4 separate regions of the Homo sapiens genome follow, and all the other regions are linked to region 1. Evidence: chromatin contacts called from ENCODE Hi-C or POLR2A ChIA-PET data. All regions are on one chromosome and are shown on one strand. The core of a region is the stretch at or near the end of the contact, and the rest is flanking DNA. Distances in the headings are between cores, read along the strand shown. Region 1 holds the start of CFAP53 (cilia and flagella associated protein 53). Region 2 overlaps MYO5B (myosin VB). Region 3 overlaps MYO5B (myosin VB). Region 4 has its middle 50 kb from the start of SKA1.

Evidence for each region. Hi-C counts contacts between places; a loop is a spot of excess contacts on that map. ChIA-PET counts read pairs that join two places held with the same protein, here RNA polymerase II (POLR2A). Pooled maps may share reads with other maps.
Region 2: a loop to region 1 is called in a map of naive thymus-derived CD4-positive, alpha-beta T cell, with 22 times the contacts of the local background. The contact joins the enhancer-like site here to the promoter of CFAP53 in region 1. A Hi-C loop is called at or near these places in 3 of 168 maps with a recorded cell type or tissue (GM12878, endothelial cell of umbilical vein and naive thymus-derived CD4-positive, alpha-beta T cell), 11 of 37 single-sample maps with no recorded cell type and 11 of 50 pooled maps. POLR2A ChIA-PET finds 5 or more read pairs at or near these places in 1 of 52 experiments (WTC11).
Region 3: a loop to region 1 is called in a pooled map, with 2.9 times the contacts of the local background. The contact joins the enhancer-like site here to the promoter of CFAP53 in region 1. A Hi-C loop is called at or near these places in 1 of 168 maps with a recorded cell type or tissue (GM12878), 5 of 37 single-sample maps with no recorded cell type and 8 of 50 pooled maps. POLR2A ChIA-PET finds 5 or more read pairs at or near these places in 1 of 52 experiments (H1).
Region 4: a loop to region 1 is called in a map of heart left ventricle, with 5 times the contacts of the local background. The contact joins the enhancer-like site here to the promoter of CFAP53 in region 1. A Hi-C loop is called at or near these places in 2 of 168 maps with a recorded cell type or tissue (heart left ventricle and mammary epithelial cell), 3 of 37 single-sample maps with no recorded cell type and 14 of 50 pooled maps. POLR2A ChIA-PET finds 5 or more read pairs at or near these places in 2 of 52 experiments (HEK293T and activated T-cell).

What each region holds. Positions count from the first base shown.
Region 1 is chr18:50,263,587-50,269,552 of GRCh38, forward strand. CFAP53 (cilia and flagella associated protein 53) reads right to left here and starts at 2,909. Exons shown (of 8, transcript NM_145020.5): 1 at 2,750-2,909. The coding sequence starts at 2,818. MBD1 (methyl-CpG binding domain protein 1) reads right to left here. Exons shown (of 17, transcript NM_015846.4): 17 at 5,260-5,966. RefSeq lists enhancers at 2,313-3,158, 2,505-2,634, 2,805-2,874, 4,501-4,690 and a silencer at 4,851-5,120.
Region 2 is chr18:50,010,530-50,016,495 of GRCh38, forward strand. The region is part of intron 4 of MYO5B (myosin VB); the gene reads right to left. Among named protein-coding and RNA genes, the nearest start is that of MIR4320, 110 kb to the right of the region's middle. Within about 2 kb of position 2,987, at least 3 of the 41 ENCODE cell types and tissues checked have a DNase peak (open chromatin) inside an H3K27ac peak, as active enhancers do.
Region 3 is chr18:50,097,205-50,103,170 of GRCh38, forward strand. The region is part of intron 1 of MYO5B (myosin VB); the gene reads right to left. Among named protein-coding and RNA genes, the nearest start is that of MIR4320, 26 kb to the right of the region's middle. RefSeq lists enhancers at 2,590-3,789, 3,139-3,288. Within about 2 kb of position 2,932, at least 3 of the 41 ENCODE cell types and tissues checked have a DNase peak (open chromatin) inside an H3K27ac peak, as active enhancers do.
Region 4 is chr18:50,422,215-50,428,180 of GRCh38, forward strand. No RefSeq gene overlaps it. Among named protein-coding and RNA genes, the nearest start is that of SKA1, 50 kb to the left of the region's middle. RefSeq lists a cis regulatory region at 2,841-3,461. Within about 2 kb of position 3,082, at least 3 of the 41 ENCODE cell types and tissues checked have a DNase peak (open chromatin) inside an H3K27ac peak, as active enhancers do.

The sequences.
Region 1 (5,966 bases), core at 1,659-4,158:
GAGCCAGCTAATTAGATGACTGTTCTCCAATACAGTTGGCATTTTATGAATATAGATCTGTGAAAATAAAGCAGAGGAGGATCACAGTGGCACCCTTGGCAGCATACACAGCAGGAATTAAGGGTCCCAGTGTGAGCTGAGAACAGGAATGAAACACCAAGTAAATCTAGAAACACTGGCTCCAGTTGTCAGGACAGGAAACAGGGCTGAGGGATATTTTGGCTGAAGAGGTGACAAATACCATGAGCAGTACCCAAGGGGTCAGGAAGCCTTTTAAGGCTTGGGAATCATGTGAAGGACTCTGGTCTGGGAAGGACCCAATCTCTTGATAAGTTAGGGGTATGACCTGGAGTTCTCAAAAAAGGTGATGCCAATCCCAGCACAGTCGTGGTATTGTTCAAAGTCTGTACTGTTCAATATAAATATAATGCAAAACAGATATGTAATTCTAAATTTTCAAGTGGCTGCATTTAAAAAAGTAAAAAGAAACAGGGGAAGTTAATTTTGATAGTATATTTTATTTAACCAATATATCCAAGATGTTATCTTGTCAATATGTGACTCTAGGCACATTTCAAGTGCTCAAATGCTATGTGTGACTAGTGGCTACCTATTGGACATCACAGCTCTAAACCATGCTAAAGTCAGGAAAACACAGGATATTTTACTAACTACTGTGGGTTTTCAAGGTCACTGAAGGCTGTTATTGTAGCATCTCCAGTTATAGTTATTAGGATTACAATTTACAGTTCGGTTGTCTTAAAGAACAATGCTTTACATCCTAGGTTTGATTCTGGCCTCTGTCCATTACTAATTGAATGGAGCAAGTTACTTAATCTCTTTGAATCTTAGTTTTCTCACCTGTCAAATGAGCAAAATAAGTATCCTCCTAATGGATTCCTAGGAGACACTCATCAAATAGCTGCTCCTTTTGATGTCCCATTACTTCAGACATTAAATTTTTCACAGGTTTCTCCTGGGGAATTGTTTAGGGTCCAAGTCTCATCTGCTGGTGGCTTTAATTCTTGCAACACAATTCTGCTACCTCTAACATCTATCTTTCTTATCACACTCAGACACCGGAGGAGCAGATGCACCAACTCTAACCTCCTCCTTTTCCTCTTAATTCTTCTTAGGTGCAAAGTATTCAATAAGCCCGCTTCTCTGGTTTAGTGTTTTTGTTTGTTTTCTGTTCCTTATTGGTTCCCAACACAAGTAATAGCACCCAACAATGGCTCAGCCCCTGAGCCCAGTGTTTGGATACAGAACCCAAAGTAGATCTTCTGTCCTTCATGAAGTGTGTTTATAATTATCACCTTGAACCCTACAGCCTACTTATGTGTCCCATCTACTGCTTTCCAGCTCCAGATCTTACAGTACTTGGACCTAAAGAAGGAGCAGGTCTATAGGTTGACTGAAGTTTGCTATGTGCACTGTGGAGCATAATAAAACTGTATCACTGATCTTTCATCCATCAACTGACATCACAGACAATATAGCACATCATTATTTACCGTGCTAACCTTTAGTGGTTTCATTCTACCTAAGTTTTTTTTTGCAATTGGATTACAAGTTGAGCACCCCTAATTTGAAAATCTGAAATCTGAAATGCTCCAAAATCTGAAGCTTTTTGAGCACCCACATGATGACATAAGTGGAAAATTTCACACCTGACCTCATGTAAGGGGTCACAGTCAAAACACAAGCAAACAACACATATTTATTCAGCATCCCCAAGGGGAAAATAAAATTACCTTCGAGGTAATGAAATATAAATAAATTCTGTGTTTAGACTTGGGTCCCCTCCCCAAGATATTGCATTATGTATATGCAAGTATTCCAAAATCCAAAAAAAAAATCTGAAATCCTAGACATCTCTGGTCCCAAGCATTTCAGATAAGGGATACTTGACTTGTATAAGCTCCTTGAAGGGAGGGCTCAGGCTTCAATAAAGAGTTAACCTTCCAGGATCATTGTATCCACCCCTGTATCTCCCACAATACTGCGCACACAGCAGGGGCTCAAGCAATAACTCTGCCTACATGTTAGTTTTCTGGTGGGTAGAAACTAATTTGTAGAAACAAAAAAATCTACATGTATGGACCAATAGTGTCTGAGGTTCTCAGCAGGAACCATCAAATTCTGCAGCAAGCACATTTTCCTGGCCTACTACCACTCCAGCCTTAGAGGCAGGCACCTGAGTTTTTCCCAGGTCTGAAGGGACACTTCTGTCCAGCAATGGTTACTGGTTGAGTTGGCACAGGAAAGGCGTTGGGTGCTATAACCACTCACAACCTAATTCCCCTTCCTCAGACGATTTTCCTAGGAGTGAAAGACCAGCTCCAAATCATAGGCCCGCCCTGCCCCCAGATCTGTCTCTGGGCCGGGTGCCCTTTCCATAACACACACTCGCCACTGCATGGGGGACAGACATCCTTCCGGTGTCTTGGAGACTGAAAAACCCTAAGATCCCTAGTGGTGATTCTCCAAAAACAGAACCTAAATATTATAACTTTGGGGGCAGATGAAAGGCTGTAAGGATGAAAACAGAGGGAGATGAGTGGGTGAGAGGTGGGGTAGATAGGTGAGCGACCTTATCTTCCTTCTTTCAAAATTCAACCCACTGCATCAGGCGACACCCGTTCCCCTCGAGAAGGCCCCGGGTGGGGGCCGAAGTGGGATAGGCCAGGCCTGGAGTGCGGAGAGATGGAGAAAGCTGTAGGGTCTGGCAGACATATCCTGTGCTTACCACGATCACCACTTTGGGGGTGGGGCCCTTAACCTCCCGCTGTACGGTGCCAAACCGCTGGCTGTACATTTTCGAGTCCCCTTCGGGACGGGGGCGGCGTCCGCCGCGTTTCCCCCAACCGTGGCGACCTGCGGGACCCGCTTCCGCGACGCAGAAGTCTGGTTGCCATGGTGCGCCTCGCGGGATTAGGGGCCGGTAGAGGTGGGCGGGTCGGGCGGAAGTCGGTCTGGTCACCATGGGGGCCGCAGACGCCTGCACTCGGGACTTCCTCTTCCAGCTGAGAAGCTGAGCCTGCGCAGTCCTCACCCCGCCCCTCGGCCAAATCCCGCCGACCTTGCTCCCTTCCTCCAGGGTTCATCAGAATGGCAGAAAAAACCTCTAGCCCAAGAAAAATCAAAGCTCTAATTACAATTCCAGTTGACTTTGCTATTTATATCTTGTAATGGTCTAAAAGTATGAAAAAGGTTAGCGAACATTTTTTGGGAAGCTTAAATTTTGCACTATCTGTAGGTTAATCTTGATGACGGTAATAATCACAGGAAAACCTTATATTTGTGTAGTTCTTTACAATTTCCAAGATATTTTCACACACACAGCCTTTTAACCTCACAGATTTTTTCTGAGACAAGGTCTCGCTCTGTCGCCCAGGGTGGAGTGCAGTGGCGTGATCATGGCTCCCTGCAGCCTCGTCCTCCTGGGCCTCAGCCTCCAGAGTATCTGGGACTACAAAGCCTGCGCCACCACGCCCTGCTAATTTAAAAACAAATTTTGAAGAGACAGGGGGTCCCGCTATGTTGCTCAGGCTGGAACTCCTGCTCCTGGGTTCAAGCGATCCTCCCCACTGCCCCTCCCGCCGGCCTCCCAAAGTGTTGGAATTACAGGGTGCGCTACCGCGCGTGGCCGCAAATATCTTACAGGGTTGATAGAATAGCAAGTAATACTATCCTTATTTTCCAGCTAAGGCAAAGCTCAGGGAGCCTAAGTGCCTTGTCAAACCAAATAACCAGTAATAATAATAATTTTTTAAAACCTGTTAATAAAATCTTCCTATTTGCCATTGGCAGAAACCAGGGCTTAGACTCAGGATATCCTAGGATGGGGGCAGATCAAATGGACTAGTGGGGCAGTGGCACGACCTGGTGGAGCATAATTAAGAGTCTGAGGGTCACAGTGGACCAGGGTCAGGATGTGGATCAGAAGTCCAGTAACTGGTTTCTGAGAATCAGGATCCAGGCAGAACAGGAAACACAAATCAGGGAACCAGGACGGACCTGCAGCACAGGTGGTAACCACAGTTGCATTTCCAGTCAAGAGCAAGGTGGTAATACCTAAAAGCCAATTAAGAATGACACTGTGATACTCCCATTCTAAAGTGGGGGTGAGCATAGAACACTTGTGAGCACATGCAACAAATCAGTACCTACGTCAAACTGACATATAATAAGTACAACTAATGTGTATGCCCTCTTAAGGACGCAATTTACTGTAAATTAGCATTCCTTAATCATTTGTAAACCACCCACTTCGGATTTTGTATGTGGTATGTTTCTAAATACGAATTCCATTTCCTGAATTGCTGGTTCAGCTTTTCAGCCACGAAATAATGTTTTTCTTCTCTTTTAATAATTCTGTCATTTTGTGTTCTTTTCTATAACGGTTCTTTCAATTGCAGTTCAGTAAAATACGCATTTGCATTTACTAAGAGTTTACGTGGCCTGAAACAGAAAACAAACAAATTAGGTGGTCGTCTCGGTTTCCTGGAGTGTCCAGAGGGGCGGTTCTTTGATCTTCGAGTCCAACGGGCTCCGGGCCCGCCCGTCGGTCCGGGCGGAACCACCCCCACCACACATCCTCCGGGAAGGCGGCAATGAAAACGCCTTGGGCCCGAAGTACGGCTTGGGAAAATCGGCGCAGATTCGGGGCCGCCCGTTGGGGATTCCCAAGGTTGTGCAGCCCAAAGGGCCTCGTCGGAATTTCTGAGGCGATGGGGTAAACCGACCCTTGGCGACACCCGGCCGCACTCGAACGTCCTAGGTCGTCGAGCCCCGCCCTCACCCTGGGCGAGCTCCGAAATTTAACCCCGGTTCGGTTTTGCCTGTTTTACCACTATTTGAAGAGGGGGACTCAGCTTCCCTCTGGCCCTAGCCCAAGTACTGGGGTTTGCGCCGGACGGAGACCACGCCCCAGGGCGGCCAGGCCAGGGGTGATGGGTGACGAGCGGTGCCTCCAGGGCCCCGGTGGGTGACTGTGGCTGGGAACTACGGGCTTTCTCGCCCCGGCGCCCCCTGGCGGACCCACCAGCAGGTTGAAGGTGTCCGGCCAGTGCTGAGCACCAAGAGCCTCAGCCTTCAGCCAACCCCCCGCCCCCGCGGCCTAGGTAAGTGAATCGCTCAGGGTCCTTGGAAAGAAGTGACCTTGATTTGATCTTCCCACCCACTATCCCAGTTTCTCAGAGGCAGTCAACACTGTTCCCACCAAACCACTCCCAAAAGAAACACTAAGCATGTAAGTAAGTGGGACAATAAAAATTTAAAAATAATTTTAAAATAGAACAGCTTAGAGATAGAAACTAAATTATTTCCAATTCCTACTGTGCCCCAAACAAGGTTCACAAAAGGGCTGTCCTCCCAACAATTTTCTGAATTCTATATATTCAGCATTAAATTCCATGATAAAGTTGGAAATCCATTCACCATTTGTAATACATATTGATGCATTTAATAAAATTGCATGGGCCGTATCTTTTGCATTTCTGTATCCTAGTATTAAGTACAGTGCCTACCACAGGCCAGGTTCTCAATACTTGAATAAATGACACAAAAATAGCCAGGACCAGCAAGTTTTTTCTGGGTGGGCTTCATAGAATCTCTGTACTTGCTGGAATCACCATGAAATCCATGGTCTTCAGCTTTGCATTTTCAGCCACATAGTTATATTGAGTTATCCTCAGGTGAGCAGTGAGACCCTTGGGAGCGGATTCATGGTAGGGTGGCTTTGTAATGTGTCACCTTGGTGAGGCTATGTTTCCCGGAACTCTCTTCCAGTAAGATGGGCCACAAGAGACATTTTGCTTGATAACCGGAGGGCGGAAGTGAAGCAGCAGCACATTGTTTTTACACTTGGAAGGTTGGTGCTGGGGCACCAGGCGTTGTTGCAGTTCACACGTTGCCATGTATCTGCTAGATCACCTCGTTGGTGTGGGCAGTAGTCAGGCCTG
Region 2 (5,966 bases), core at 1,737-4,236, 250 kb before region 1:
CTATATTCTGTGATTCCAGATCCAGGTTATATGGGAGCTGTATGATACATTCTATATCAACTGAAGTTTATAGAACTGCTAATGTCCAAAATACACTGGAATTCAGAAAGCTGCAGGTTTAGATGAAAGTGAGCAACAGAGGCACGTGTTTCCTGTGATTTTATGCTTTTCAGACTTATTCTAATGTTGTCATTAGCTAGGGGTGAACTATGATATACACATATAGAATGTGTAGCCTGTCAGACCAAATAAACATCACTTTTCAAACTCACTTATTTCACTTGTTCTTGGAAACTATTTTGCAGCAAGGGAGTATATTCAAGTATATTCAAATAAAATGATTTTTCCTTGGCCAGTAGTACAGCTGGCATTTCAGCCAGGTGCATGTGAGTCCCTCATTCCAAAACCCATCCTCTTTCTCTATACCACACTGTCTCTTTGGCATGCCACCAGTAAGATACAAGTCTTGTATTCTTCCTTTGATAGATACTGCTTCATCCATACATTTTTTAAAATTTAGGGCATCATGGTGGCTGGGTGCAGTGGCTCACGTCTGTAATCCCAGCACTTTGGGAGGCCGAGGCAGGCAGATCACGAGGTCAGGAGATCGAGACCATCCTGGCTAACATGGTGAAACCCTGACTCTACTAAAAATACCAAAAATTAGCCGGGCGTGGTGGCGGGTGCCTGTAGTCCCAGCTACTCGGGAGGCTGAGGTGGGAGAATGGTGTGAGCCTGGGAGGTGGAGGTTGCAGTGAGCCAAGATCGTGCCACTGCACTCCAGCCTGGGCGACAGATCGTTCCTCACTTCTCCAGGTGGCCTCTGAGGTGATCTCCTCTTCCTTTGTGATTATAACTGCTACCCACAAGTTGTCCACACTGGTATTTCCCCAACCCAGATACTTCCTCTGAGAGCCAAACACATATGCTCAACTGCCCACTGGACAACTACACGCGGAAGGTGCACAGGCGCTCCAAGGCCTGCACGTCCAAAACAGTGCTCTTTAGCTCCCCACCAATCTGTTCCTCATCCTGCCTTCCCGAGGGATGGCTCAGCAATGAGCAGGGAATCTGGGAACTGCCCGTGACACCTTTCTCTCCTTTACTGCTTGAGGCCAAGCTGGCTGTATTGCTTTGAATTTTTTTCTAATCCACCCCACGAAGCCCTGTTCCTCCTCCTTTCCCTCCTAGATGCTACCACAGCAGAACTGGTCTTCCCATGATAATTCTATGCCCTACTCAATCCATTCCCCCTCACTGCTGCTGGAAACATATTTCCAAAACACTCATCTGAATGTGTCCAGGCCCTGCTTAGCACCCTTGCACCAGACCCTGTAGTACGGTGGGTATAGTTAGGGCCTCTGACACTCCAGGCCCTGCACGAGCTGTTCCCAGAGACCATTCCAAGCAGAGGTGCCAGGCTGTGTAAAGAGTGGGACAGCATAGGTAGTGTTCAGGGAAGAGGCAACGCTGACTGCAGAACCATTATTTGCTCACCACAGAGTGGTTTCAACCCTGGCTGTACATTAAGAAGTGCTCGTGGAGCTTAGGAAACTACTTCTGCTGGATCCCACACCACACCAATTAGATCAAAATCTCTGAGGGGTGAGGCCCAGATATTTGTTTTTAAAATTCCACAAGTGCTTCTAATATTCTACTAGAACATGAGTTCTGCTAGGGTTAAGAAGCACTGCTACAGACTCAGCTTAAGAAATGGGTCACTACATAAACATGTTCAGGAACTGGCAGCAATTCAAATACCTTGTAACTTGTTCATGGTCAACATTAGCCTAATACAATGTACCACTGAACTGAAAGATGAGCTTGAAAAAACTAAACAGCCTTTAATTTATGAATGTATTAACTGCTCTTCCTGGCTGAAGACCACAGAAACCTTTATTAATTCCAAGTTCTAGCTATTCGCTTATGATAAATCACCTAGAAATACAGACAGTTTCCTCATTAACTGGACTTACATTGTTGACAGACATACAATTGAAATAATGATGTAGACTGGTCAGCTTTGGATGTCCGAGGTACACAGATGCACAAGCATTAAGATTCAGGTGCAAATCCTGTTTATCGCCCAGGCCCAATGCAAAGGCCATCCTAGAAAACCTGCCCTGAAAATTCACCAGAAAGAAAGTGCTTCCCCTTCCAGGGAACTATTGCTCAGCATCTGGGTGCCCCTTCTGTGGCTGCTACCTTCTCTTCTCCTGGGTGACATTGACTGCACAGCAGCTGAATGGTTTGTTGAAAGCCATGCTGTAAATTCAGAACCCAAAGTAGACAAAGGTTAGCATTCCTTCCTCCTCCCATGCAAGGACCCTTCAAACACATCATGGGTCCAACCACAGGAGAGGCTGCTTTGAAAACAATCTGCTTCAGACTGAAGGCATTCTAGCAAAGACATAATCAACCTCACGGCTTAGCAGATAATTCATGTAACTGTGGAACTCAGAGCAAGCACACAGTGAGTGCTGGCTGTACTTATCTAAAGTACTCTTTTATTCATAAGTCTCTTTAGTACAATGTCCCAAAGTCTGTGGATCCTGGGATACAAATGAATTACATCCATAAGGTTGCTAAACACATCTGAGTCCTTGAAAGACAGACTCGCTTTAGTGGGCCAGAAAAGACCCAATAATGAAAAACAAATCAATCATTCATTAGGCTGGCAGGAAAACTTGCTGACCTCAGAAACATCTCTAACAAAACTAAAATTGAAGAATACTACCCACTTTTTTCAGCCACACCAGTCTTGGAGTGGTAACATCTGGGAAATCCTGGCCTACAGGTCTGAGTATGCCAACTCCATGCCTCCACACAGCACCTTAGGCTTCTGAGGCATCCCTCCCAACTGCACCTACACCCTGAGATTTTAAGATGACAAATGACACCATTTCAATAGATGAGAAAACGACACTTATGTCAAGCACTGAGCTTCTGCAATAGCAGCCTCAGGCCAAAAACAGCCAGCCCTCTTGAGAGAATTACAGATTCCCTCACTAACTTGGGCTCAGTGAGACAGTAACCCAAGATCTTGCTTGTAGTAATTCCAATGGATTACTCACCTCCCTGCCCTCTCTCGAGTGTCCTTTTATACAGCACAGATGTAAGTGGCCAAGAGTTTGCAATAAAATAGTAGACTTAGGTAACACAGACGACCAAAACTCACAATCATTATCCATTCTACCCGACTTCAAGATCACATGCGAAACCTCAGTTTTCCCTTCTGACAACGTGAGGCAGGTCAGAAAACACTCACTTGCTTCACAGAGACGGTAAGAGTACAGAGCCAAAGAGATTTATCCAAAGCTTGGGTTTCCCTGGCAGGACCCAGTGCTGCTCCTTCCCCCTCCACTGCCTAGCCCAGCAGAGGGGCTGGCAGGGAGAACTTCCCACAGGTTACAGCCTCAGGTGCCGCTGGGTATGCTTGCTGAGTCACCATGGACAAGAATCCAAGACACAGAGCTCTACTTCCAAGTCAGGAATCTTTGACCCCCTCAATTGTGGTCAATTTCTCTAGCTTCTTCCTTCAAATTCTTTACTTAAAAAAGTAGTAAAACCAGGTTGTATCATAAAAATGACATTGAGGTGGGCAGTGTTAGGAAGAGAAACCCGGGGTCCAAAGGGCTCACAGTTAAGAGAAGCAGTAGCAGAAAAACTGATTAAGTAGTAAATACTTTGTTTCACAAATGTCTACATAAAAAAAGTCCCAAAATTATGGAGAAAATGGATGAGAAAGGAAAAAAAAAAAAAAAAAACTACGGGTATGGTTAACTTACAACAGAAGCTATACAGTGTTATTTATTAATGATAATGCAGTGGTCTTCTTTAAAAAGACTTTGAAAGGGCATTTCCACCTCAGGCAAGTTATTTCATTTCTGTAAAACTTGGTTTCCTCGTTTGTAAGAGAGAGTATTAATGATCCCTTAACTCTCTCATTATGGGTTGTGGTGAGGTGTGTAAGGTGCCATCAGATTGGGTGAGATACAGCCTGCAATTTGGTGACATTAGTTCACTGTAATGCGGCACCTACCGCCCTATCTCCTGCAGTAAATGAAGCCCAGACTCTCCTTACAGATCTGTCAGAGCTTTTTAAGTGTCCCCACTGTACCATTCTGGCTGGATGAGGAGCCCAAAGGGGACAGCTGCTATTTTACATGGAGTGTTTTCTCTCCCTGTAGGATGGGAAGGATGTCTGTTCTACCCAAGTACCTACAAACATCTCGGCCCCAAGGGAATGAAGGTGGGGTTCAGCTGTTCCATCCATTAGGCAATTTTTTACCGCACAGCTCCCTTGCGTAAAATGTTAAGCTGTGTAACTAAGTGTAAGAAAAGTGCTCCCTTGAGGGACTGATGCTCAAGTAAGGGACCATGCCTAGCACGTCTAAGACAAAGAGAAGCATCTGTGTCAAAATAGACTCAACAATCTGAGGGCTCAGAGAAGATGACCCTGGGGGAAGTCTCCTGGAATTGGGGGTCTTGCTAGATTTCAAAATGTTAACAGCCCTAAGGTTGACCTTGACCAAAAATTAGAAGTTTGTACAGACAGAAGGGAAGCTGAAAGATAGGAATTCCCTCTGCAGTGGGTTCACGGGACAGGGATCAGGGGGCTGAAACAAAGACAGAAATGTGTGGGCTTTTTCTCTGGGAGGACAATTTTGGGTACAAACAAGTTCTTAACTATCTTGTGCATTGGAGGGAAATGAACCCCTCTGACCTAGTGAACTTCATTTTTGATCAAAAATTAAACTATGGCTTTCCCCATGAGTAGGGGAACTGTTTTATTTGACCACTCCTTTGGCTGGGTAATGTAATTAAAGCAATCTTCAAATATTTCCAGGATCAGAATTTGCTTGTTTTGCTTAAATTTTTTCTTAAACTATTCTGGGTGTTCCTTTAATAATTTTATTTCTTGAAATCTGACTATTTTCAGTAATAGTTATAAGAAGTCCCTTAACATTTGTAAAATCCCAAAAGGTGAAATTTTTTAAGTGTTCTTTAGTATTTCATTAGTGTCATCTGTCAAAATCTACAGGCATTTTCAGTTTTAAGTTAAATATTCTGTTGGCGCAGCAGGTGTGCCCAGGGCAAGGGAAGCTGGCTTCCTGGTAGTTGACAATTATCTTCTTTGGGGACACATGAAGTCACGCCACATTATCTCATCCCAATACAGCTTCCAAGGCCCCAACCTTCTGTGCCATCGAGGTGAGCAAGCACCTCCTCCAGGTGCTTGCAGTAGCCTCTGCTGAATAAACAGCTCCTGTTGTAAGCAGCACGTCCTGCCTGTTAGGAGCTCTCTGGTATGAGCACTGTGATTGTGCTCCATGGGATATTTGGTAAGGGCTGATCTGGAACATATTAAGATTCTTGCTGGAACCAGAGTCACCTCCAGTCCTGGTCATCTTGAGCACTATGGGCTCTAAGACCAGGCTGGAAAGCCTACCTCGAAAACCTGTTCAGCAATCACAATTTGGTGATACATTTTGCAGAGCCATCTTACAGATTCCCAACTGGTAGAGAAGTGACACAGGGAAAGGGCCAAAGATGGGAGGTATCAGACAGTAGGCAAGGCCTTCAGATCCCAGGAAAGCATGATCAGAGTGCCATGCAACCCAGAACTTGAGGGATCTGCTGGCCAGTTGATTAACTGTTTCATTAATCTCATTCTTTTTCTTTTTATTTTGTTTGCCTTACTGTGCCTGACTCTCAATTCCACCAAAATATGTATTAACCCATGATCCAATCCTGTGTGAACCCAATTCCTAAGGGTTTAAGCATTCATTTTATATTTAATAAAACTTAGAGTTTAAAGGCTGGCATCTAATTTGGAGAAACCCCTTTTAAAATAAAAAGGTAGATTTATTTCCATATTGGTTAGCATGTGCAGTAACTGAATTCTTTAACATAATGTGTATCTATGAAATACAAACCAAACTTCTTGGACAGGATTCTTTACA
Region 3 (5,966 bases), core at 1,682-4,181, 170 kb before region 1:
TCATCACTCCCACCTCCGCATCCCTAGAATTGATCTCACCTCTCTTGTGACAGGCCAGTGCATGCTGGCTTGTGCTAGTGTGGCTCACATGTGCATCTCAGCCAGACTGCAGGCACAGTGAAGGCAGACACCCTGCCTTACCATTCTTTTGATTCCCAGTCCAAGTTCACTATGTGGTCCATCAAAAGTCCTCAATAAAGATTTAATTGTACTAATAAAACTTGTTTGGGCCACATATAACATAAAATGGCTTTGAACTCAACCATAAGAGAAGTTCCAAACTTCTTGAGAAATCGCGGTGTTATTTAAATCATTGTCCTAAGGTGACTTCACTGAACAACAACACTCATTTAGATGTGTAAGTTCTGGTCTGTTAAAAATCATCACTCTGCAGCAGCAGCAGAATGTAGGGCTTCCTCTCCAGGCAATAAGCATGATGGGTATGTCGACCTCACAGGCAGAAAGTTCCAGGTTCTGAATAAGTAGTCATCAAATGACACAAGCCAGTGCTTAGGGAAGGATGGTAAACTTCTGTTGCAAGTCCCAAGCCTCTCGGGGCCTACAGGCAAACCCTGACTGCCCATGAAGCAGCCGCAGGTGCCAAAGGACCCACTGCCAACAAGGAAATGAGGGCAGTGGATCACACACCCTGGTGAAACTGAGGAGGAGCAGAGAATGAAACAGGAAACTGGAGACAGCATGACTTCAGACCAGCAAAGAAAAGTCACCACCCTGGAAACTAATGCTCTACCCTAAACAAAGAAACTACACACTGCTTTTTGCCAAAGAGGCTAGTGGTATGAGTCAGGAAAGGACAAGAATGACCAACTTCTCACACCCTGAACCACATTCAAAGTCTAAGCCAAGAGAGCACCTCTGGAAGTCAGAGTAAAGAATTCCCTTCGAAATAAAATATTTGCTTTAACATTTACTCCACAATATAACTTGCTTATATCCAACATCCTCCATCAAGCAGGTCAGTTTGTCTACTTACTTAGGGGTATACTTCAACAACAGTTAATACCAACAGATTCGTGGAAACACTATGTTACTTAAAATCAGGTTTTTTTTTATCTTATAGGTGTATTGTTCCAATTGTTTAAGGGGCAAGGTGTAAACTAGCAATCGTTGCTTTGGAGTTACAGGCTCCAAACTTAGTTGCCATGTTCTATGGATTCCAATGAAGTTATAACATTCATATTAGATGTCCTAAAGAGTCCCATCAAAATCAATACCAAAATATCTACTGGTTACTAGGCTGGCTGTGAGGAAGCAAATACACAACAAGGAAATAGACTGCCTTAACTTCAAGTAGCTTACAAACTACAACTTAGCTTTGAAAAGGTAAATGTCCAACTGTGTGGTACAGATTGGAAGCACAGTGGCATGGGGACTGGATTAACTGGGAAAGGCTTGCAGAGATGGTAGGATTTATGCAGAAGAAAAAGAAAGTCTTAGAAACAGAAATGAAATAACATAGATAACATGGACAATGTAGTAAGCTCCTCTGTATCATCAATGTAATGACTCCAATACATGCTCTTGGAGCATAAGCAATCCAGGTACCAACAGTGGTCAACTGAGCAGCTGGGAAAGAAACCTTCACCAAAGGACAGCAGTTCAGATGATGGAACCTCTGATCCTTGCAGTCCAGCTCCTGTAATCCCAGAAGAAAACCCTAAGGATGCCAAGGCCACCAGCTTCCTAGTCACCTCTGTCAACACCCAGCCCCACTGTCAAAGTTGTAAACCTTTATACTCCCCTGAATGAATCTGAAGAACAGATTAAAACGGCCTTTATATGAATGATCCAAGCACAACTACAAGAGCTGAATGAGTCTCAGCAACTGCTTAGAGGCTTCAAGCACAAGTTGCCTTTTTTTCTTTCCATTTAATTCATCTTCTGACCATGAATTCAATCCGCATCCAAGCTTGTCTCAATCTGGAGTTTCTTAAAGTCTGAGGATGCACATTTCCAACCTAAGACACAACAGTGTTCATATCTTTTGTACCTACTGTTCAGAATAAGAACAACTGATACAATAAAACCCAAAACACCTGAAACAAAAAAGGCATGTCAAGCAATAATGAGAAGTAGGTTTGGACAGGTAGAGTGGGACAGGATCATGGAGGCTTCTCAACACAGGCAGCTGTTTGATGTTCCAGAGTGGATAAGTGACACAGGAAGACTGTGCTTCAAGGATACTTAGCAACAGTGGGACACACAGTAGAGACTTAGGGAACAGGAGGAACAGAAGTCTAACAAGATGCCATGGTTCCTTCCACTCCCAAAAGCCTGGCTTAGATGCAAAGCCAGCCAGTCAGCCAGCCTTGTAAGTAAAACGTAGTTGATTCTTGGGGTTCTACTACCAACAGGCCACCACAGAACACAAGGATCTTACTCTAAGTGAGACATTCTCAATTAGGGGTGATTTGGGCCCCCAGGAAACATATGGCAAGGACTGGAGCTTTGAGCTGCTTTTAAGTGGTGGGGATGAAGTTCCACATAATTTCAGCAACCATCTTTACATGAATTTGCAGAATAGTTAGCTGAGAAATACACGGTATCTTGTACTTATGTTCCCCCTGTAAAGCCAACTGGCTTCGTTGATGCCAATGGGCACCTGACATTAGATATATAAACTTTATCCTCCACCAAAAGGGCTAAATATAGACTACTATTTACTAGGGCCCGTGTGTGCCTGCCATGGGTTCACTGGGCCAGTTCAGGACACTGGACATAGGACCAGGGCTCCACAGTCTACACACAGATTCTCAGTGTCCTAAAGCAACCTTCAGAGATTTACCTCCCACATCACTATAGGTGCCTTCCAAGCTCAGATCCAAGATACACAGCCAAGATATTTCAGCAACAACCTGGCTAGAAACCGGAAGAACACTATAAAGTCACATGCACATTGGTCCAATGACAGAAGGAAGGAGCTTATTTTCTTTTCTACATGAGCACATCTGTTTGGATATTCACTAGAGTAAATACTTAAATGACTAATTCACAGTTTCACTTTGTCATGGTTAAAGTATTTTATGAGACATCTGCTTCTGCTAAATCAGGATCTTGTTTCCTCCTGAGCTGTCACACTGAAGGCAGGAACATATGATGCTGGTTGTGTTGCACCAGCAAAAGCTTGAGAGAATAACCTTTTCAGACACAAGACTCCCAGCTTCCTTTGGTATCTGTGAAGCATCTATTACTGCAAGTCAACAGACCCACTGACCACAGGAAGACCTCAACTAGTGCACAGAATTATGCTTCAACTATATTCAAGTGAGAAACGGCCTGCATGGTATGGAGGGAAGGGAAGTTTTACCCCTCTGCCTACCACCCTCCCCACTTTCTACTTCTCTCCTCTTTCCCCAAAGCACATCGTACTGACTGGTCAGGGTCCAAGACATTACCTGGTACTAGCTGTTGCTCAGGCACAGTCACTGGGGGCCAAAAGCCACATACTATGCATGCATCTCCCCTCTCTTTTCCAGGTCTAGGGATCAGCAAACCAAACCAGAGCTGAAGATTCCTCCTAAAGCACTGGGCTCTTTCTCTGCTCTCTTCTTCTTGTCTTTGCTTTGCAAGGAACAATCAATCAGAGCATGGCAAGACCCCTAGATGCGGAAGTGGCTGAGGGAGAGCTGGAGCCAGCAGCATCACCCGAAACTGCAGTTTCCCACCCAGAACTCTGCTTTGGGAGGGACAGGGCTTGGGCCAATGAAAACCTAGAACTTCAGTTACTATTTGGCAATTGTTCCTTAAGAAGACCACAGGTCCGGGGAAGGGAAATGGGGAGGTATTGAACAATCAGTTACAAGATGAATAAGCTCCGTGGATCTAACCTACAGCATGGGGACAATAGTTCACAATAGCATACTGTATAGTTGAAGTTTGCTAAGAGGGTAGACCTTAAGTGTTCTCACCACAAAACAAATCCCCCAAAATGGTAACTATGTGAGGTGATAGATGACGAGTATGTGAATTAGCTTGATGATAATCATTCCGCAATGTATATGTACATCAAAGCATCAAGTTGTACACCTTAAGTGCCAATTTTGTCAACTGTACCTTGATAAAGCTACATGGAAGGGAAAAAGAAGGTCACAGGGAAGAGGGGTACTTAGTGAGGCACCAGCCAGGTATCCCTGAGTCCTGGACCATCATATTCCTGTATGGGGCCATCTTCTCTGTAAGTCCTAGGCATATTGATTGACACATATTAAAAAGAAAAAATAACTATAAAAATGCCTCACCTACAGAATGGGAGAAAATTTTTGCAATCTACCCATCTGACAAAGGTCTAATATCCAGAATCTACAAGAAACTTAAATTTACAAGAAAAAAAAACAGACAACTCCATCGAAAACTGGGAAAATGATATGGTACTTCTCAAAAGAAGACATATTTATGCAGCCAACAAACATAAAAAAGGCTCAACATCACGGATTAGCGAAATGCAAATCAAAACCACAATGAGATACCATCTCATGCAGATCAGAATGGTGATTATTAAAAAGTAAAGAAACAATAGATGCTGGTGAGGCTGTGGAGAAATAGGAATGCTTTTACACTGTTGATGGGAATGTAAATTAGTTCATTGTGGAAGAAAGTGTGGCAATTCCTCAAGGATCTAGAACCAGAAATACCATTTCACCCAGCAATCCCATTACTGGGTATATACCCAAAGGAATATAAATCATTTTACTATAAAGACACACACACGTATGTTTATTGTAGCACTATTTACAATAGCAAAGACATGGAACCAACTCAAATGCCCATTGATGATAGACTGGATTTAAAAAGTGTGGTACATATACACCACGGAATACTATGCAGCCATAAAAAGCAATGAGATCATGTCCTTGGGTGAAGGAAGGATTGCGTCCTTGGATGGTTCAAACTGGAAGCCATCATTCTCAGCACACTAACACAGGAGGAGAAAACCAAATACCACTTATTCTCACTCATAAGTGGGGGTTGAACAACTAGAACAGATGGACACAAGGAGGGGAACAACATACACTGAGAACTGTTGTGGGGCGAGGGGAGAGACGAGTTAATAGGTACACCGAACCACCATGGCACACCACATACTTATGTAACAAACCTGTACGTTCTGCATACATATCCTACCCAGAACTTAAAGAAAAAAAAAAGCCTCCAAATCTTAACTCTTAGAAAAGGAAGACAGATTGCTGGGAGGGAACTCACAGCAGGAATACGATCCAGGTGGAGAAAAGCCAGGTAAGGAACCTCCTCAATGGTCCAGCAACACACAGATCCAATGAAAAGCTAGAAATGCAAGAGTGGCTACAGATTAGGAATACTAATGCCAGACAAAGAGTTTCCACAATTAGCAAAATACCTCTGATGCAGGGTGAAGGCTGCTCCAACCCAGTCCTGCACAGCCCAGAAGAGAGAATCAGAACCTGGCTCTGGAGTATAGTCCCTAGACCAGGAGCAGCAGCACCTGCAAGCTTGTTAGAAATGCAGAATCTCTAACCTCAGAACCAATGAATTAAAAAAAAAAATCCCCAGTGTTCTACATGCACATTAAAATACTAGCCTGTCCCAAAACCCCCCAGGCCAAAGAATTAGATAATCCTGTACCAGCCCAAAGTTTCTCAAAGTCTTTTCCTTCCCCTCCCCAGCCTCAGCCCATAAGAGACTTTTCTGCCCTTTCCCAGGAGCAATGAAGAGGGAGTCCTTTTTTTTTTCTTCCCCAGGAACTCAGTCCTTCCCCCAAAGGAGAAGAGTAGCAAATCCAACAGATTGTATGTGATCAGTGAGTGGAAATGCAATGCTCTTGAAACAGGCTCTGCTCTCTCCTTCCCACTTCTCCCCTGCCCCGCCTGTCCTTGTTCTGACTGTGCTCATGGCTACAGGCTCACCTTGGGCTTCCAGCTCCTGTGGTTAACTAGCCAGGAGGCCCACTTTGTGGGCAAAGCTCTCTGGGC
Region 4 (5,966 bases), core at 1,832-4,331, 160 kb after region 1:
AGATATTGAGGGACAACTGTATAGCTACACTTAATTCTGGCCTGTTTCCACAGCTTGGATGAATGTTGAGAGAATTGTGTCTCTATTTATATTTTTATTATCAAAGATAATAATTAAGGTAAATACTTCTGCCAGCTGTCTTTTTTCATGTCCTTCATTTTATCAGAAGCAGCTTTTAGTATTCGTAATCTAGAAATAAATGACTCACTTCTGGTAAGCATTTCCAAGTTAGAGAGCATGATAAATCATACCAATAATTTGTTTCCCTGAATTGAACACCCAAACCTCTGCTGTTCCATATGCAGGGCATGGAGGTAGGTGTTCTCTTCTATTCTGAGGATTTCCTTGGAGGTGGGATTGGATTCAGAGATGTATATTCACAAACACCAATGCCATTATGAGCATAAGCTGGCTTCTACCTTAGAGAGAACAGCTCTTGCTGCTTTCCTAACTTGCTCTGAGACGAGACTCCTGGATTTGCAGCAGCCCTGTCATGTAAACTGCCAGATTCCCAGTTCTGGAGCCCAGTTTGTCCTTTTAAGATTAGAAAGCAGCAGTGTTCTAACCCTGTAGCCTAGGAGTTCATGTGGCAGATGTGATTTGCTGCTTGTGTATGCCATAAGGGCAGAGACAGAATGATTTTTAAAAATCATGTTTTTATAATAGTCATTTGCAACATTAAGAGATTGGGCCCCAAGAGTCTAATGGCTAATTTTATAAGGGGTTAAATCTCATGTGATGTTGACAGTCCTCCTCTGGATGGCTATAATCTCAAATAGCGAGAGTCTGTTCCCTGCCGTAAAAGATCACATGGATTACTTATAAGGATGAAAAGCAACTATCCCAGTCTCCTTAGCCTTTAATTTATCTTCCTTATCTGATTCGACCTCCTATGTTGGCCATTTCTCAATAATCTTTTCCATCTACTCTTTGGTTCATCCTGTATCTATTCGTAAACCCAGCCCTATCCTCAGCCTCTCCTGGCTGCATGTGGTCTGAACATTTGGTCCCCTGAAATATACTCTTTCATGCCCTTTTTAGTCAGTGGCTTCTGGGGAAGATCTTGAGAGAAACTTTCCCATAGTGGCTTTTCATCTTTTTTCCCCTACTCTAATAGACAAGATAGATCTGTTTGTCCACTTGACAAATATCTATTGAGCATCTACTTGGATTCAGGCATGGTCTTAGGGACTGAGGATCAGTGATCTCAAGAAAGATATAAGTTTTTTCTTCCACGAAGCTCACATTCTAGGAAGGATTACAGCTAAGTAAATGAAAAATAGTAGTGTGATAAATGCTTTGATATGGGCATAGAGGATATTACAGGGACATGTGAAAGCACCTAATATAAATGTATAGGGATGATATGGTTTGAATATTTGTACTCGCCAAATTTCATGCTGAAATTGCAATCCCTAATGTTGGAGGTGGGGCCTGAGGGGAGGTATTTGGGTCATTGGGGTGGATCCCTCATGGCTTGATGCTGTCCCCCTGATAGTGAGTTCTCATGAGATCTGGTTGTTTGAAAGTGTGTGGCACCTCTGCCTGTCTCTCTTGCTCTGGCTATCCCCATGTGACACACCTGCTCCCCCAGTCCCTCTTTACCTTCTGCCATGATTGGAAGATTCCTGAGACCCTCACCAGAAGCAGATGCTGGAGCCATGCTGATACAGCCTGCAGAACCATGAGCCAATTAAATCTCTTTTCTTTATACATTACCCAGCCTCAGGTGTTTCTTTATAGCAATGCAAGAATAGCCTAACACAAGGGATCAAGGAAAATTTCCGGGGGAAGTTGCACTTATGCTTAGACCTGAGAGTGATTAGGAAGAGATGGGTTCCAAGTAGAAGGAACAGCATCTAACATAGCCATAAATGACACATATACAGGTGAGAATCCAGGAGTATGCCCAACCTTCAAGTGTATCTTATACTTACCCTTTTCTTCCCTGCTTAAGAGAGCATGTAGAAGAATATAAAGTGAGCAATAAGTCATTGTAGGGATAAATATGAATCTGCTCTAACTTTTTAAAAAGATAAATCGTAAATTATTTACAAGTTTTCTGTTAACTGAGAGTCCAGATATGATCCCACAGACATGCACTTTCAAGATGATTTAATGTTCCAGACAGTGTCTTATGCATAGACATTCATAAGGAAACAAAAAAGTCATAAGGGGCCAGGTGTGGTGGCTCATGCCTGCAATGCCAGCACTTTGGGAGGCCGAGGCAGGCAGATCACCTGAGGTCAGGAGTTCGAGACCAGCCTGGCTAACATGGTGAAACCCTGTCTTTACTAAAAATACAAACAATTAGCCAGGCATGGTGGTGGGTGCCTGTAATCCCAGCTACTGGGGAGGCTGAGGCAAGAGAATCACTTGAACCCGGGATGCAGAGGTTGCAGTGAGCTGAGATCACACCACTGCACTCCAGCTTGGGTGGCAGAGCAAGATACCTTCTCAAAAAAAAAAAAAAAAAAAAAAAAAAAAGGCCAGGTGCGGTGGCTCACGCCTGTAATACTAGCACTTTGGGAGGCTGAGGCGGGTGGATCACGAGGTCAGGAGATCGAAACCATCCTGGCTAATATGGTGAAACTCTGCCTCTACTAAAAAATACAAAAAATTAGCCAAGCGTGGTGGCAGGCACCTGTAGTCCCAGCTACTTGGGAGGCTGAGGCAGGAGAATGGTGTGAACCCAGGAGGAGGAGCTTGCAGTGAGCTGAGATCACGCCACTGCACTCCAGCCTGGGTGACACAGTGAGATTTCATCTCAAAAAAAAAAAAAAAAAAGAAAGAAAGAAAGAAAGAAAGAGAAAAAGTCATTAGAGAATGCACTGAAGCAGGAAATGTGAAAAAGAAAAACAAATTTTCCTCTCTCCTTTGGTATGAGTAAACGTCCCCCACAAAATTCCTCCCCACTCCATGTGGTTGTACTCTGCTCTGCAAGTTTTATGAGTTTATGGATTCCTATTTTCTGTAACTAGTGACTGTAAATTTCTGTTTTTCATCTGAGTAGCACAGTGAAGGTCATGAGACATGCCTGAGCAGGACTGGACTGCAGCCATCTAGGCACCATAGTGAAGGATATGAGATAAGCTTGTGCAAGGCTCTTGAGCAAGCTGAGATAACAGCCATCTGGGCCGCATAGCAAGAGTCACATGAAAGCCTGAGTTATGAACCTGTCACAGTTTGATTAACTGCCTTTGTTCTGCTTCCGTACACTTGCTTTCATGCCACTGCACTCCACGCCACTGTAAACTTGTTTCAAACTAGCCAACCACCTTTCAGAAGTGTGTATAAAAGTCAAGCCCTGTCTTTGTTCAGAGCCCAGCCTTTGGATGTTAATCCACGGGGCCTAAGTGCATTCAATAAAATCTTCCTGTTCCACCCAGAGGTCTCTCCAGTCTCCTGATTCCCGCAACAGCACCATCTCCCCAAAGGTAATCACCATTAAGAGTGAAAACAAATTCTTCTAGTGTTTTTCCTTTCCAAAAAGATACACATTATCAAATTTACAAAAAGAGCCTTATGTAATACATGTATGACTGGCTTTTAACATGTGATAGATTATAAACATTTTCATGTTAATAAATACTGTTTTATAATATAGTTTAAATACCTACAGGCTGGGTGCAGTTGCTCACACCTGTAATTCCAGCACTTTGGGAGGCCAAGGCAGGCAGATCACCCGAATCAGGCATTTGAGACCAGCCTGGCCAACTTGGTGAAACCCCATCTCTACAAAACACAAAATTAGCCAGGCGTGGTAGCACACTCCTGTAGTCCCAGCTACTCTGGAGGCTGAGGCAGGAGAATTGCTTGAATGCAGGAGGCAGAGTTTGCAATGAGCCAAGATCATGCCACTGCACTCCAACCTCCTGGTTTGATCCCAGGGATCAAAGCCTGGGCAGTAAAGTGAGACTCTGTCTCAAAAAAAATAAATAAATAAATAAAATAAAAAAATAAATACATACTTTCTCATGTGATATATTTAATTAGTTCTGTATTGTTAGGCATTTTGGGTTCTTCCAAATTTTTATAAACATTATATCTCAAAAAAGTCTGTAAGTTGTGTAGATAAATCTTTCTAGCTTTAGAACTTCTATAAGCATTTCTTCCTTTTCTTAGGCTGAATCTGAGACCCACTCATCATACTTTGATTAGGTGATACAACAAAGAAAAATTTGGTTGTGAAAGCAGCAAGAGTAGAAAAAGCATTATGACTTCATTTTTATAAATAAGGCTTTCAATTTATATTTCCATGATAACTTTATCATTTGTTGATATTTATTTACCAAAGTGCTACAGAACTCTTCAAAATATGAAAAGCCATGGGATTTAACCATACAACAAAAATAATAATATTTTAAAATAATGTTTACCATTATATCAGAATGGAATGATTTTAGGTCTGAAAAAAGATGTTTACCATTACAAAACAAAGGAGGGTAATTTTAAAACTTGCTTTCATAATTTGTAATCAAATTTGGTAAAAAACTAATACTTCATGTAAATTCAGGGGGAGGTTGATTCATTCCAAGTTCAGGTTATTTAAAGCATTTAAAACTACACAAATGGCAAACCATTAATCATAATTAAAATAAACATAAATGGGATTGTTTATGGTCTTATGATACCGATTTTAGTTTGGAGCGTCATAAACCATCAGTCTAAATTTACTGTGTCCAAGTAGACTTGACTTGTTGGATTAGAATGTGTAAACTGCTTAAAAACATAATATATTGCCCTCAGGAATTTCAATATTTTTGATGCATATTTTAAAATTGAAATAACTTGTCAGTCTTCTATTTACTGTTGAAAAGTATTTAAATCTTTTTCTATTGTCTTCCTAATTGAAGTCAACCATCATTTAATTTTTCTCCTTAGTGTTTCTGCTTCCCTTACCTTATTCAGTAATAAACTTATTACTGCTGTCCTTATTATAATATTATCACTGATAAGATGAATTTATGGGTGTTGTGGAATTCTCAGTTGATTTCATAAAAGTTTATGACTCCTTTAAAATTTTAGTGAAAAATCCCAAAATATTGTTGTCTTGTTGATGTCCATCTGATTTAGAATTTCTTAATCTCTAGTGCTTTAAGAACTAATGTTTATGCTACTTTGGGATCATTAGTAGTTAGCTCAAAGATGATTTCTTGTACTAGAGATTCTTGATCATCTAGAAGCATCCTTTAAGAAGGATGTTTTAGAAACATACTTAATCTTGAGGGATGTGCTAAACTTTTCTTCATTCCATCTGGGTCCATTCTTGCTGTAGTTAATTGTACTGTTTGGGCAGTTATTGTTGGCTTAGAGCAAATTGGTTCTTGTCATTCTTCTGCTTACCTCTCTGGGCCTCACTTCCCAGGACTCCTTACTCTCTCCACCTGCAGTAAGGCTGAGTCTCAGAATTCAGCTTGAAGGCTGCCCCCAATTCCCTGAAAGCTGGGCCAATTGTCAGTGACCTATGTTCCCAAAGGACACTTTCCTGGTGCTTAGCTCCCTGTGGCTATTGCCCCAGGGGGCCAGGGAGGAGGTGGCAGAGTATTCATCCTGGGGACATAGTGGGAGGCAGGACCACGTCTGAGTTGAGGCTCCAAGTCCCTGGCATGTGCCTCATTGGCTCATCAGACCTCACTTATAAAACACAGATTCCAAGAGAAAATTAGGAAAAATTTTAAGACAGCAACCAGAGAGCATTACTCCAAAAAAGAGGCCCTCTGAGGAGGAGCCAGGGGCTGAGACTGCATTGGCCACTCTCTGAGGAAGCTGGCCCCACACATATTAATTCATTTCATCCTCCCAACAACCCACTTGTACAGATGTGGAAAATGTTACACTGAAAGTAACCAACCAAACATCCTGTTAACCAATAAATGAGTGACTGAGGCAAATGTCTCAATCAGTAGAGGTTTATTGAGCCAAAGTTTGAGGACATGCCCAGGAAAAACACAAGCCACAGAAAC